Regions from separate parts of the Homo sapiens genome. Here region 2 is linked to region 1. The links are chromatin contacts, found by Hi-C or POLR2A ChIA-PET in ENCODE. All regions are on one chromosome and are shown on one strand. The core of a region is the stretch at or near the end of the contact, and the rest is flanking DNA. Distances in the headings are between cores, read along the strand shown. Region 1 overlaps LRMDA (leucine rich melanocyte differentiation associated). Region 2 overlaps LRMDA (leucine rich melanocyte differentiation associated).

The links. A loop is a pair of places that touch in the nucleus more often than their neighbours do. ChIA-PET counts read pairs that join two places held with the same protein, here RNA polymerase II (POLR2A). Pooled maps may share reads with other maps.
Region 2: a map of transverse colon shows a loop between it and region 1 (2.7-fold over the local background). The contact joins two enhancer-like sites. A Hi-C loop is called at or near these places in 2 of 168 maps with a recorded cell type or tissue (sigmoid colon and transverse colon) and 1 of 50 pooled maps. POLR2A ChIA-PET finds 5 or more read pairs at or near these places in 1 of 52 experiments (IMR-90).

Annotation. Positions count from the first base shown.
Region 1 is chr10:76,247,770-76,255,554 of GRCh38, reverse strand. The region is part of intron 5 of LRMDA (leucine rich melanocyte differentiation associated); the gene reads right to left. Among named protein-coding and RNA genes, the nearest start is that of KCNMA1-AS1, 640 kb to the left of the region's middle. RefSeq lists a silencer at 3,290-3,584. Within about 2 kb of position 3,359, at least 6 of the 41 ENCODE cell types and tissues checked have a DNase peak (open chromatin) inside an H3K27ac peak, as active enhancers do; they include transverse colon, where a contact is called at or near this core.
Region 2 is chr10:76,331,539-76,339,323 of GRCh38, reverse strand. The region is part of intron 6 of LRMDA (leucine rich melanocyte differentiation associated); the gene reads right to left. Among named protein-coding and RNA genes, the nearest start is that of KCNMA1-AS1, 550 kb to the left of the region's middle. RefSeq lists a silencer at 2,799-3,093. Within about 2 kb of position 2,768, at least 5 of the 41 ENCODE cell types and tissues checked have a DNase peak (open chromatin) inside an H3K27ac peak, as active enhancers do; they include transverse colon, where a contact is called at or near this core.

The DNA of each region.
Region 1 (7,785 bases), core at 2,110-4,609:
CTATCCTGGCAATGGCTGTGGACTGAATAATAAGAATGATATGTAGCCATGTGTAGGAATGTCAGTGTATTTCAGGCATCCAAGGTTGAGATGGGTAACAGTGGGCTCCTAAAATCCTTATTATGAAGTCATCCTTCAGAATCTATGCTTCTAAAATTCTAGGTATCATTTCCAACAGAGGAAATGCAACACACAATCATCAAGCACTCTCATAAATCCTTGCTGACTTAAGGACAGCGGAAGATTGCCTTCTTTGGTAGTATTAATTGTGAGTCACTTTTAATTTTGGTTGGCCCAAACTTTATGTTCTTTCTTAGCCTTCAAAAGTTCATTTTGCACCATAAAATTATTTTATTCTTCATAGAGAAAAAAACAAAAGGCAATGAAAGACTTGATTTTAATGACCTTTTTGGTGACTCACTTTCTAATTAAGAAAACTAGAAAAGGTCTGGGGGGAAAGCCCAAAGAGGTGAACGAATAAAAGAACAAATCATGTTGCTGGCTATGAGCAGATCAGTTGATTTGAAAGGCTGAGTGAAAATAGGGAAAGTCTGGAAGGTTAGGCCAAAAAAGTACATTGAGTTCAAGGTTAAGTGGACCTCAGAAGCCAGGCTAAGGGTTTGTGGCTGTAACCCAAATGCGAGGAGGAGGCCCTAAAGGTTTTTCAACATGGAGTTGACATGATAAAGGCACATTGTTCCTATAAAACCGGTCGTAACTTCTAAAATAAAATGAACTTGAACTAAACTCACGGTGGTGGGTAATCATGCCCAGAATGTGACAGTGGAAGAGAACACCTTGCTGAAAAGAAAGGTATTTCCAATAGAGAGAGAGGAGAGGAGAAGAGGTGAAGAGGGAAAATCCTTTTTGGAAACCAGGAAAATCAGGCAGAAGTGCATTTAGTGAACATATTCAAAAAGTAGCAACATAATATACATTATATAGCAGAACAAATGCCAACATGATCAAACTTAAAAAATAAAAAGATTGGTGGTATGGAAGATATGAGACCCCTAGGAGAAAGTGACCGTGCCTAATTGGAGATAACTTTGCATATTTTGGAACACAAATATATGAATACTCTTGATTGGATTTGCTTTATTTTTAAGAGACTATAGCATTTCAGTATAGTATAGTATAGCATAGCATAGCATAGCATAGCATAGCATAGCATAGCATAGCATAGCATAGCATAGGATAGGATAGGATAGGATGGTATGGTATGGTATGGTATGGTATGGTATGGTATGGTATAGTATAGTATAGTATAGTAATTTCCACAGATATTGATCCTAATAGGACATGAAATTCAAGAAGGAAGGATGCTACTAAAAGTGAAATTCTGAGTATATAATTATGAATATTGACAACAAGGAAGGAAGGTTGGGGAAGCTTGAGGATAGGGAAGCAGTGAAAGAAACCAAACTAGTATAACTGTATGGGGCATATTCTAGTGAATTCAGATTTTAAGAAGTCACTTATGAAAACCATGCTCAAAGGAAGAAAATAAGTCTACTGTTGGAAAATGGTTGTTAAAAAAAGAAATCCCAAATGACAGAGGAAAGGCAGAATGATTAAAACTAAGCTCTTGTTTTGTCATTATTTTCTCCATCATGAAATTATATCCTTGGGCTAGACTGATGAGTGAAAAGTAAAAAAGAAAAAAGAAATGGAAGAATGAGGCCCTAGAGAGCTTATGAGACATAGGAGATGCCTGGTGTCTAGACCTATACAAATAGTATCTTATTTTACAATAGCAACAACAAAAAAATTCTTATAGATCTGCTCATGGAAACAATGTTACTAATATTTGAAAAAATACAGATAAAAAGCAAATTTGGGCAAATATTTTTGTTGATTTTTTAAAGGAGGAACAGAAGATTCTAAAAATAATGACACTAAAATTGTAAAAAATTATGTTAAATATATGATATATGAGCACGTTGAAAAGATAGTAGCAACTTTTAAGAGCTAGTACATCTTTTTACCTAGAATGAGCTAGGCCAAATCAATCTCTCTCTCTCTCTCTCTCTCCCCCTCTCTTCTCCACTCCCTTTCTCTCTCTCTCTCTCCCTCCCTGCCTTCTAGCTCTGTCTTTTAGAAACAGTTATTCAGCTGGTAGATCAGTGAGACCATAAACATTATAAATTGATTTCAATAAGACATCTAACAAAAATCCCCCATGATATTGCTTTGCAACAAATAAAATAAATGAGATGCAATTCATAGCAGATCAATTAACTACATCAAAAAAATGTTGATCCATGAATCAATGTCCTTAAACCTACCCACAGGACTCTATCCTTGCCTCCAGACTGTTGAATAAAACCCAGAAATCTGTTCTAACAATAGGCTAAACCCAAAGACCCATAATATGCAAAACAAAGCAAAAGTACCCACTTAGATCTGAAAACTCAATTTCCCAAGCAAGGGATGGGAGAGTTTTGCTGGGCAGTCGCTTATATAAAAATAAAAGCCCAGAAAGCACTGGTTGACTCTGAGCTATGTTACAATAACACACGGCAGATGCCTGGCCTCCCTGGAAGTTGCCCCGCTCATACACAACTGTCTGCATGTCCTGGGTGGGATGCGGGATGAAATGTTTCTTCCAATCCTCAGGTTCCACGAGTCTAATATCAATATGAATTCCTGCCTGGTGACCTGTGTGAGTATTGCTCAACAACTGTAGAGGAAGAATTGCAGAAAACGAAGGCGATTACAAGTTTTTCTAAAGCCACTGATTTTATCACAAGCCACATACAGAAACCTTCCCAATATCTGCTAATTACCAAAAGGTAGTGATCCTCCAATATCTAGCAGTAGGACACACACCCCAGCTGACCAAACCATGAGTTTAAGACAGGCAGAAAAACCTAACATCTCCCTACCATGACAAAGGCAACTAGAATTGCCAAATCCTATACACAAAACATTTAATTTATAACAGTTAAAACCTGGCCTCTGACCAAGTCCAAAAGAACTATGTCTTATTTCACTTGCTCTTGAATATGTCTCTTTCAGAGATAAATGGCTCTGCTCTTGGCCAGTCCTCCCCTCTGTGTGGTGTTTTGTTTAGCTGGGCTTATGACAAGCCAAGAGTTGATGCATCTGCTTGAATGTGTAATTTACCTCTCTGGTCAACTTAGCTTTTTTTTCCTTGACAATATTATGTCAAACAATCACATCACAACTGGCTCTGATCTCTTTGTTGTTAGCTAATAAATTAAAGAGTATTTATTATCTGCAATCCTTTTTTCCTCTTTTAATGGTGACACATTTGTGGTGAATTACAGGGCAGCTTTATAAACTAGGCTCCAGGCCAGTCTCAGGCCCTGCGTCCATGTGAACGTTCCTTCTCCCGGTTGGCCTCCCGGACTGGTGGTAAATCAAGGCAGCTGTCACAGTACACTAAGTTAGTGTGCGTCATTGGGGAGAGCAGGAAGCGTTGGGGGTATAATTCTGTCCATCAAACTAATATGTTATATCAGTAGCTTTGTAATCTTCTGCCATAACTTATGGGAAGTGACACCTAAGAATTCACTTTGAAGGCAATGTGTTTCTTAGACTTTAAGTCAAAACAGACCCGATTCACAGCAACAGTTCCTCTGTTTACATGAGTGGATTTCTAGTGCCGGGGAACCAGGTCCCTATCAATGTGGCAGTATTTAACACGCTCCACCACCGGCTGGACTCTGTTTACAGCCCTCACGGCAGGATTTGTAAACTTTTCAAACAGGGTTTCTTCTCTTCTTGTTACCCTTGCCTTAACCTCCAGTAGCGGGATAGATAAACATGCTCCTTGAATGTTATCATGACAAAGCAAACCTCTGACAGATGGGAATGAATGGGTGACCCATTTCCCTTGTCCGGTCCCCTTCAACCTTTGTCTTGACAAATGTGGGAAATGGCTCTGGAGGACAGAAGAATACTCACACCGCTATGATAGCACTGTCAGCTTTGTGCTGTTGCTAAATGTCCACATGATACTTAGAAGCGACGGGAGGGCCGGGCGCGGTGGCTCACGCCTGTAATCCCAGCACTTTGGGAGGCCGAGGCGGGTGGATCATGAGGTCAGGAGATCGAGACCATCCTGGCTAACAAGGTGAAACCCCGTCTCTACTAAAAATACAAAAAATTAGCCGGGCGCGGTGGCGGGCGCCTGTAGTCCCAGCTACTCGGGAGGCTGAGGCAGGAGAATGGCGTGAACCCGGGAAGCGGAGCTTGCAGTGAGCCGAGATTGCGCCACTGCAGTCCGCAGTCCGGCCTGGGTGACAGAGCGAGACTCCGTCTCAAAAAAAAAAAAAAAAAAAAAAAAAAAAAAAAAAAAAGAAGCGACGGGAGATAACCTTCAATGGACAGTGTGCTTTTCTAAGTCATGATATCAGTGTGACCAGACTTAGACCATACGTCCTCTGAAAGCAATGCGTTATTTTCTAGGATTTGCTGTTGGATTGTCCCTGTCTTCCCCCACTCTCTCTTCCTTGGCTGTTTTTCTCAGCAGGCCAATGAGAGAAGCCCTTTGGGGAAGATTAAGTAGTTTTGTGAGCTGCCATCTGATGGAAAAGAAATCTACAAGAACTGTTCAAAGGAGCTCTTCCTCCCCCAGGCACAAGACTAAATATGCACAGTAAAGAAATTTGAAAAATGCCTGCCCTTGCCATCCCCAATACCCCTCTGATTGATAGCAGAGAGGGTTTGCTATGATAATTCTACTTTGACAGGTCCCAGGCATAAATCCCACAAAGTTGTTGCTCTAGTTTGACAACCTTGGAGGGCTCCAGTTAGGAACAGGAAACAGGCCTCTATTTTTCACCCTCAATGCTCCTTCAGGTGCAAAGAAAAGACTGTATGGAAAAAATAATTTCTTATCTAAGGGGGAAACCAAATTCAAAGCAGTTTTAATACTTATTCATCAGAAAGAATGTCCAATGGAGAAAAATGTGACCTCAGTCCTGCTTCTTCAAACTTAAATTGAAATGCTCCAAATACGAGATTTGAAACCTATTCATGATGAGAAACGGATACCCTTTTTTCATTTTTTGGTTTTCCAAAGTTATGTTAGTATTCTCCTTCAAGGTCAGCCTAGAAATGTATCATAATATTTTATAAAAATCATTACTTACAAATGAAAGTACATACATATCATAACATCCATAATTTATCATCAAAGCTTGCAATGTGCCACCCTCTGTATCCCATTATATCCACTCAATTCTCATAACCACCTTAAATGAGTAGAGTCTCAATTTATAGGAATGCAGTTAAAAAGAGAGTCAAACTAATGAATTTTTTCCAGGATACATCTTTCAATCTTGCTTCACAATATGCCAGGGGATCTTTGGGAATCAGTGCACCTTCCCTCTCCCCTTCTCCAGCTGAAGAATGATAACTCAGCAATGAGAACCTTAGTCATGAAATCATATTCAACTGTGTTAAATGAAAAATTTGTGGCCCAGTGAGGTGGCTCACACCTGTAATCCCAGCACTTTGGGAGGCCGAGGCAGGTGGATCACCTGATGTCAGGAGTTCAAGACCAAGGTGGCCAACATGGCGAAACCTCATCTCTACTAAAAATACAAACAAAATTAGCCAGGCGTGGTGGCACATGCCTGTAATCCCAGCTACCCAGGAGGCTGAGACAAGAGAATCACTTGAACCTGGGAGGCTGAAGTTGCAGTGAGCTAAGATCATGCCATTGCACTCCAGCCTGGGCAACAAGAGTGAAACTGTCTCAAAAAATAAATAAATACATAAATAAATAATTTGTGGTTTGCTGTAAGTTAACTAGGCAAATAAATTAAACAGAACCATTCTCCAAGCATTTTAGTCGATCTACCTGGAAATGCAGTATTGTGACCTATTAAAAAATATTAAGTGATCAAACCCAGGCAAATATTTAAAAAGAAGCAATATTTTCTGTTTCTTTAAAACTTGTCAGAAGGTGAATATTTTCCTTCCAATGTCTGCCTCTTTGAATGTGAGACACAGTTTTCTCTTGGCTGTAGGATTCCATTCTAATATTAAGAAAGGGTTCATAAAGCTCTGATACCATAAGAGTGGATTCCTCTTCCTTCATGGGTGCCATCGGAGTTCTGCAGAAGGTCTGCACCTACTGAGAGCTGACGACAACAGGGAAGAAAGAATCCAGTCTTGGAACACTCAGCAAAAGTTGGTTCTTTAATTTAATAGGACTAAAACACAAGGACTTCACCCTGGATCATGAATTGAACCTCCTTTTCTAGGGTATTTTATGACAGAAGCATCTCACTGAGAATCTAGCCACCCGCTAGGAGTACTCAAGCATAGCTTTGCCAAGAAAGTCGGTGAGGAAAGCAAGAATAGAAAACAGCAAGCTGCCCATAAAAATGGGGAGTAATATCTGAGTTTTTTTAAGTCATAGAGCAGCTTGAGCAAATCTCAAGAAAAAGAAACTTGCTACATAATTCTTTCTCACTCCATTGCCCCTCTAAATAGCAAACAGGATATGAGTCCTTGTAAATACCTATAAATTTTCAGGGAGAAAAACAAGTCTGATCTTTGTGTACAGAGTTCTAGGCTGTAAGGAACATGGTTAGATTTCTGTTTCCCTTAGAGGAAGATGCCAGAACAGCATTTTCCCATCAAGTGTTGATAAGAAAGGCATTTAGCATTTCATAGGATGAGGCTGCTGTAAGTGGGTGGTATGACATGATAAATTATGGCCAATGTCATATTAATAATTACAGGCCCTTCCACACATGCTCACTCTGTTCTCAAGCCAATGATATGTTATCCTGCACAAAGCCTTCCGCTGTGGCAGATGTGATAGAGATGTTCCTCTCCCAGAAAAATTCTGGAATTCTTCAAGGTTTAGAGGTGAGGGCCATCTTTGTGGTCCATAAGCAAAAACTAAACTGAACTCATACTTTCTGCAAATGTAGCTCTGCTTACGTCTGACTTTCCACCTTGATCCATGTCCTTCCCTCCGGTATTCAATCTACTTCTCTGCAATATAAGCACAAAATCTGGGGCTAGGAAGGCATTTTAAAATTAGAAAATCATCTTTATCCAACCCTAAAGAGGCATGTCTTAGGATGTTAAGAAATGTTTTTGACGGACTCTTCAGAGACTCCCAAAGAGAGAACTTGCTCTTGAAGAAGATGAGGCTAGGGTTGGAGTCTGGTGAAGTATTGCCTAGATATGTTAAGGAACTCTGTAAAACCTGACATGAAGTCAACAATTGCCCAGATCAGGGTATCTCAACCTCAACACTATCAATATTTCAGACTTGATCATTCTTGGTTGTGGGGACTGTCCTGTGCATGGTAGGATGTTCGGCAGCATCCCTAGCCTATATCTACTACATGCCAGTAGCATACTCCTGCCCTGGGGGTACAAAAATTAAAAATGTATCCAGACATTATTAAATGACTCTTGGGAGTCAAAATAGCTCCCAATTGAGAGCCACTGTCCTGGACTATTGGGGTAAGATCATTCCACTGAATCTCTGCAGGCCACACGTTTTCCAATGAAGACGGCTGGATTCACGAGCATATATGGACACCTGTGTCCTTTCCCCATTATTTGAGAAAACATGATAGGACTGCATATAACAATACCCTTCCACTTGGACTTTTTAGCAAAAATGCAGGTACCTTCACTGTTGGTCCAGGGAGTCTCTGCTGGGATGACTTTTGTCTGCTCCAAATATTCTCAACCTCCGGAAGGCACTCCAATCTCTTTACATGGCAGTCTTAGGGTGTCAAGAAGAGGGTAGGACCCCACATGCAAATGCTTTCTAAGCCT
Region 2 (7,785 bases), core at 1,519-4,018, 84 kb before region 1:
TCTGTAGTCTATAGTTCTTTTTCTTACCTCTTTTACTTTTTTTTTTTTTTTTGGAAGGAGGGGGAAGGAAGTCTTCCTTTTTTAATATAATTTCTAATTTGACTTAGTTATGGTCAGTTAATTTGAAAGAAGCATGTTACACTTTTCTTTATGAGCCAGTTTGTGGATATGAGCCAATTTGTGACTGTTTCATACAGGTTTTTAAAGAATATCACCTTATTTTCCATGTAACAAAAGGAAGGTATTGTAAAAAGTCCATTCATTTAGCTGTCATTTTCATAGGAGATGTGCTAAAGTCTTCATGATGGTGACTTTGTTAGTTTTTTCTGGTATTTCTAGAAGTTTCTGCTTTATGAATTTCAAAGCCATGTCATTGGGTACATTAAGATTCATGATTGTTTTAGATTCCCATTATATCTTCATAGTTATACAAAATAACCCTCTTTGTCATTTCAGTAATCATCTTGAGTCTTATTTTGTCTAATATTAACATTGCTCTTCCTGGATTTTGTGTTAGCAGGTATCCAGTATTTCTGTCCTTTAATTCCAGTATTTTCAAGTTTTCTATGTCATTTTATTACATGCACCTCTTGAAAAAGTATTTTATTTTACATTTTTTTTTAACCAAATCTGGTAGTGCTCTGTCTTTTAGTCTAGTTCATTCTCATTTATTATGACTTAATACATTTGTACCAACTCTTGCCATCTTATTTTTCTGATCCAATCACTCATACTTACTGCCCTGGCTTAGAGATAGCTCTGTTACTTGATGCCTAAACTAAGGATGGAGAGAAGTATACAGACAATGTGACCCATGTGGCTGTACCCACTGAGGAAGCCCAAATTATTGCCTGCTATGAGGCCCCCAGTAGCTTTCTCTGTGCTTAGAGAACTCCTGAAGCTAGTTCTACATCCATTTATTTATTATTTATTTATTTATTTATTTATTTATTTATTTATGAGACTGTGTCTCACTATGCTGCCCCGGCTGGAATACAATGGCTATTCACAGGCTCAATCACTCAACACTACAGTCTCAAACTCCTGGATTCAAGCAGTCCTCCTACGTCAGGTATATCTGAGCTTGTAGGTATATGCCACCCTGCTGGGTCTTGGTTCTGCATTTTGAAACTCTGTTGCATTTGTTTTGGGCTGTGATCTTGCAGGAAATCTATAGTTTCTGATCAAAAGCAGTACCCTTTCTTTCTTTTCCAGTTAGTTATTCATTTGGGAATTGTTTTTTTTTTTTTCTATAAGGAGAAGGGTAACAGCATTTCTATTATTTCTTCTGCCTTGAAATAGCTTCCTGTCTTAGTCACAGTAAACAGTGTTAAAATAATCTATCAGGAAGCCATTAGGCTGAGATGGTTCCAGCACTTTGGATTCCTACATAAGCAAACCAAAACCCAAGTCAATGTAAGCAGTAAAATGAAACTTAAGCTTAACCAACAAGAAACCACTAACTAACTTCTAACTGGGACTTTCCACTTTAACCAATCAAATAATTTCTTTGTCTTGGCTTCCACAAACACCTTATAAAAAATATTCCCTCACACCCTCTTGGTGGAGCCCTGAACCACGTGCAATCTAGTGCTGCCTGATTCATGAATCACCATCTGCTCAAATAAATTCTTTAAAATTTTAATGCTCCTGGGTTTAACATTTAACAATGGGCTACAAGTTCTAGCCCCTGGTATTGTTCTGGCTTCATCTACCACTCTCCCCCTAGATTACTAACTCCAGCCACACTGACCTCTTGGTTGTGCTTCATGTATGCCAGGAGCACGCTCCCACCTCAGGGCCTTGCACTTGCTCCTTCCTCAGCCTGGACCACTTTTCTCTCAGACATTCTCAGGGTTCCATGCCTCACCTCCCCAGGTCTTTACTCCACCATCATCTTCTCAGTGGTGACTTCTCTGGCTGTCAGATCTTAAATTGCCAACACATACTCTCTCATGCCCTTGATCTGCTGTCGTTTTCATCTTAGTACCGATATACCATGTGGTGGTTTTATTTTTATCTTAGTTATAGATCCTCTCTCTGACTAGAACATAAGCTCTTTGAAGGCAGAAATGTTTGCCCACTTTATGCACAGCTCTATCTCTAATGTTTTGAACAGGGCTTGACACATAGAACATGCTCTATAGATATCTCTTGAATGAATTAATAAACTTCCAGGGATTTGGAAGAAGAAATGGAGGCTATGGAATATGTTAAGTCTGCTATCCTAGTTCCCCTTGTACTTTAGAATCATGCAGACATGCCAACATTCACTGCCCTATCTAACCTGTCTCTGGAGGAGTTTCATTTTCTGATTTGAACATTATATGAAATAAAAGTTCCAGAGAGTTTCCAAGGAGGCAGATTAAAAAAAGGGGGGTGGGGAGAAATTAGACATAACAAGGAAAGCTATCTCTTGAGAAAAGAAATTTGTGTAGGAGGATGGTTGTATGGGTTTCCTTAATCAAAAACAAAAAAGGGACTGCATCTTATCCTCTTTGACTCTCCTTGATTTAGGATAAACTGATGAGGTATAGCAAGATAAATAAAGGAATAAAGAGCTAATCCACAAGGGAGAAGACTGTTTTATTGCTCTCACACAGATGTCTGTCCTAACAACACAGGATATTTTTTTTTCCTTTGGGGGAGGGTGGGAATAGAGTTGGGGAAGCAGCAATTTAAATTGGGACCTCTGGGCAGTCTGTGTTTGGGAATTAGCACTGCATTATTTCCCTGGCTCCCCACCCCCTCTTGTCATTTAGTTGAGAAACATTTGCCCTGGAACAGCACACAGAGTTTGCATTAGCATCCCTGAGGACAGAACTTTGACCCCACAGACTAAGGAAGCTACAAATGGAAAATTCCAAGTTGCTGTACTCTTTTATTTTCATGCTAATGCTTCTGCAGAGAGTATTTAAGGAAACAGATGCACAAGAATAATAAAGAGCTGAGGACTAAGAACTCCTCTGGCAACTGAAGTTATGCTCCGTCCAGCATGATCCTGTATCTCCCTGTGCTTGCACAAGTCCAGGAGGGTCAAGGTGAAACCCTGATTTCATTTTATGAAAAAGCTGAACCAGCACTGACATAGAGAACCCAGGATTACATCCAGTCAGGATTTGAAAATTGTTTAAGTTTCATTTCACTTCCTTCAGGCTACCTCAAAGAGAGATGAGCATGTCCTTCAGTAAAAGGCCTTGGGGAATGGTGATTTCTCTATCTCCCTTGCCAATCCACACCCTAGTTCAAAACAATACTCATCCTTCTGTAAACCAAAAATAAAATTCTAAGCCTCCCTCAACTATCTTAATAGACTCCCTCCTGTTGGCCAGGGCACTCCAAAGTTAACCTGAAAAACTGATTCAGGCTATGATGGAAAGTCGGGGGTGGGTTGGACATGCCTCATTATGCCCTCCTCCCTGTTGGAATTCAGGAAAAGCCAACCAGCATTTAACATCAACATAGACCTTAAGTCTGATAAGAAATATTTACAATCTATTCTCTCTGAAGCCTGCTACCTGTAGGCTTCATCTGCATGATAATGCCTTGGTTTCTACAACCTCTTATATCACCCAGCTGTTCCTTTCTATTGACAACTCTTTCAACCAATTGCCAATCAGAAAAATTTTAAATCTACCTATAACCTGGAAGCTCCCCCCACTTAAAGTTATCTGCCTTTCTGGACCAAACCAATGTATATCTTACATGTATTTGATTGATGTCTCATGTCTTCCTAAAATGTATAAAACCATGCCATACCCAGACCACCTTGGGCACATGTCATTAGGACCTCCTGAGGCTGTGTCACAGGCGCATCCTTAAGTCTTTGCAAAATAAACTTTCTAAATTTATTGTGAGACATGTCTCAGATACCTATGGGTTCATACTTCCTTTGGATCTAACCTAAACAGTGCTTACTATATTTGCAGCACCTGGCTACTTCCCTTGTATTCTGTGCAACAAGAAAAACTTCTCACTTTGTCCTAAGAATAATCTCATCCTCGGTATAAATCCTCATGTGGGAGACATATGAGAGCACTACACTCTGCAAAGCCAGATCATCTTAATGTTTTATCCTAATTTGCAAACAAAACTTAAATTTTACTTCACCCTAGCTATGTCTTGCAAAGGAGAAGCTAACTGGAAATGTAGAATAATCATATCTAATTCTTGCTTTAAATGATCCACCCCCTACTTTCACCTAGATTATGACCAGAAACTAGACAAGAATCCACAACTTGATCTCTTCCTAAATCCTTTCACACTTGGAACTCACGCAGGGAAAGTTCTTTCAACTCAGTTCTCACCTTCATCCAAGGCCACCTCCCAATCTTTCTATCATCACAGATCCCTCCCTTCTCTGCACTCTTCCATCTAGCTTGGCCTCTGCTTTCTCTGCATAGGACCTTGTCTCCAATTAGACTGTAGGATTCCTGAAGGCAGAGCCCACAGCTTCTTTTTCATCTCCTACATGCCCTGGTGCAGGGTTCCACATGTTACGGCTCTCATGAAAACCATGGTTGAGTGACTGATTGAAGAAACAGCAACAGGCCCCTGCAGTGACCTGAAGCATATGGAATTCTGAGCAAGGGAAATGAAAAGCCCAAAAAGCCCAATACCACACCCTTTATAAAGTACACACATCACAACAAATCCAAGGTTATTGGAAAAGTAACAGCCCTCTCCCCAGACCAGCCCCAACCAAAAAATTTCATTAGAATGGATAAAGAAACTGCTGTAAATATTAATGGCTGGAGGAGGAAGCTGGAGGACGGCAGGCCGAGCTGAGCAGGTGTTCACTTCCCTCAATTTCAGTCCGTTTGCAGCCAACAACGTCATCATTTGGCCTTCTTGAGCTCACCGACAGGCCATTTTTCATGATTTTACCATTTCTGGCCAAATGCAAACTTTTTAATTAAATGTGCCACATGATTCCAGATGTTTGTTTATTTGTTCCAAAAAAGGTTGTAAAATCACTACATGAGGAAAAACCTGGGGCAGGGGTAAAGTTTTCTACAAGAGACAGGGAAATAAAAAGAGTCAGAAGAACTGGGACTAGGAAGTTAATACTGGGCCGAGCTCACGGCTGAACAATTTAGACCAAAAGCATTGGCTTCAAATCACTCTCCTTCCAGGAGCCCAAGATTCAGAAATAAAACACCCTGGACATTTATTAGTTCTTAAGAGAATGAAGCTCATCTTTAAGCCAAAGGCTAGAATGAGAACAAATGTTTGTGGCTGCTCTGCCTGCTTTTTGTACGTTTGTTCCTGCTGCCACAGCTCCACTACATTAACTCCACCGGTCTTCCATTTAACAGGCCAGATTAGAGTTCATGCATGAATGGTGGGAGAGAATCCTGTGATGAGGATGAACCGACAGAGGGGCAACAGGCAGAGACCACAGCCTCCCACACACCATGCTGGCTTCCTTATAGCTTTCTGGTCCTCTGTTTCTCTCTACCCTGAAATATAATCAGTATTCGGTCTATTGTGTTTGCAACAGAATGTTTCTCATATTCCTTCCTTTATTTTTTGTACTCCCAGTCAGCCAGCCAGCCACTCCAGGCCTTGATCATCGAATGCTGGATTATTGTAACATTATCCTGGGCCCTGTGTTTTAGTTTCAAAAGCCAACATCAGAAATATTCTGAATAACATGCGGAGGAAAAACACTGACTGTCCAGTTTCTCTGATGCCTGAGCCCTCGTGACCAAACCATCAGCAACCTCATACAACAACTCCATAGTGGCCATAAGGTTCCCTGTGCATGGCCCCCACTCCTGCTCTCCTGGCAGTATCTATCCAGGCCCCAGCTGTCTTCCCCATCTGTTACCAAGTTGTTTTCTAAATTACCTTTGCTAGAAACCTGCTCTTTGGAGGCATCACAGTCTATGGGCACAGAACCTGGTTATCTGGAAATCTAAGGCTTCTAAGACTGAAACAATTTCCTTCCAATCCCATCCCACCATGGCCTCCTTGAATCCAGGCTCTCTCCTTTCCAATTACCCCTGGATACTGCTTGCAGATTAATAATCCTACAGCATGGTTTTAAATAAAATATAAACCCTTCTGTCTGTCCAAGGCCTGCCATAATGTGGACCTATCCTACATAAGGAACCTTATTTCTGACCTTTTCAAAACAGGGTCCCTTTCTCTCATCAGTTCTACCTGTTCTTGTCCTTGTGCTTTATCTTTACCCATTTATCTTTCTGGAATGCCCTTCTTTTGCTCTCCACTTAACATGTTCTTCAAAGCTCAGTGCCAACATCCTCCAAAGAGTCATGCCTGAGTAGTCTCACCTACATTGCACGCTATCTTTTCTAAACGTTGAGAGCATTTGCAGCTTTTACCAACTAATAGAGCTCTTATTTATGTAATATATAATATATTGTTTGGTTGGTATTACTTCATTTTTGGGATCTCCTCAATCAAACCATAAATTCCTAGAAGATAGAGATAATATTCTCTATTTCTGAATTCTCCACAAATCCTAACAATACACTCAGTACACAATAGGTACTAAATGAAGACATGTTGGGGAGATTCTTGAATGACTGTGCTCATAGCAATCTTTGTCTTACTGACCATATCATACTTTTTTCTTTATAAAAAGGGGCAAGAAACAGCCCAGGACTCTAAAACATAAGCACATTTAGAACCTTCCACCCTGTACATTCTAGGCTTCCATTTTGTTAAGATAAAGGGAGCATGTTTTTACTATCATTTTTTATTGGGACTGTCTGTTGGGGGAAGAGTTGTCATTCTGACCTCTCATTTTACAGAAGTAGGGTTTGCTACTATTTGAGGGGCAGGGGAAAACTGAAATCCATTTTTTCCTCCTTGCTTTGCTCTGGGAGAGAAAAACCAGATTCGTAGCCCTTCTCTGTCTACAAGTATACCACAATTCTGCCCAAAGAATAGAAATAAAGCAATCTCAGAGACTGCAAATGAAAAATCATCCTTGGAGGAAAAGGAGAGGAAATGGACCCCTATGGATTTCAAATGTTTAAAGGAGGTTGCTTAAAGTTCCTGGCTAAACTCCATGCCAGTCTTGGTAATAGTCTAACAGATTCATCCATCTTCAATTCCACTTGGCTTGCTCTTCCATCACTGCCACCCTCGCAGACAGCGAGTGCACACATGCACATCTATCTATATATATGCGGAAGTTTTAATCTACACTACCCTCCATTCCAATCCACCCAGCCCGGCTCTGTACAGAGTGAAGCTATTGACCCTGCAAAGTAGCAAGGAGATGAATTTGATGACCCAGACCGGAGTTTTTAAACCATTTCAGCAAGGTCTAGAATCAAAGGAAAGTACAATTTATTCAGCACTTAGTAAAGTCCTTTTACTTTGGAACAGAGTGCACACACTGAAAATAGACTCCTACTGCCACGCAGATAAAATAAACCTGTCAACCACTACTGTCAAATCACTAGTCACCTCGATTAAATAAAGGAAACTTTAGCATCTCTCAGCATCTGAGAATTCCACCAAGATTATAAGCCCATAAAAGCATTATGAAGGAAAGAAAACTAAAGTAATGGGTTCTGTTGAAAATGTCATCAGAGGAAATCATTTTACATAATTAGCAAATGCTAATAATAGTTCTGCACGAGGAACCAACACACTCTTCCCCCACACAGTCAAGGCACAGTGGTGGCAAGAAGTCTAAAAGATACAAGCCAAGGCCATACTCTTATTTGACAGGACCCCTGGACAAAAACATATTCTTGTCTCTAAGGAGGTTTTTTTCTTTTTTCTTTTCTCTCTCTTTCCTTT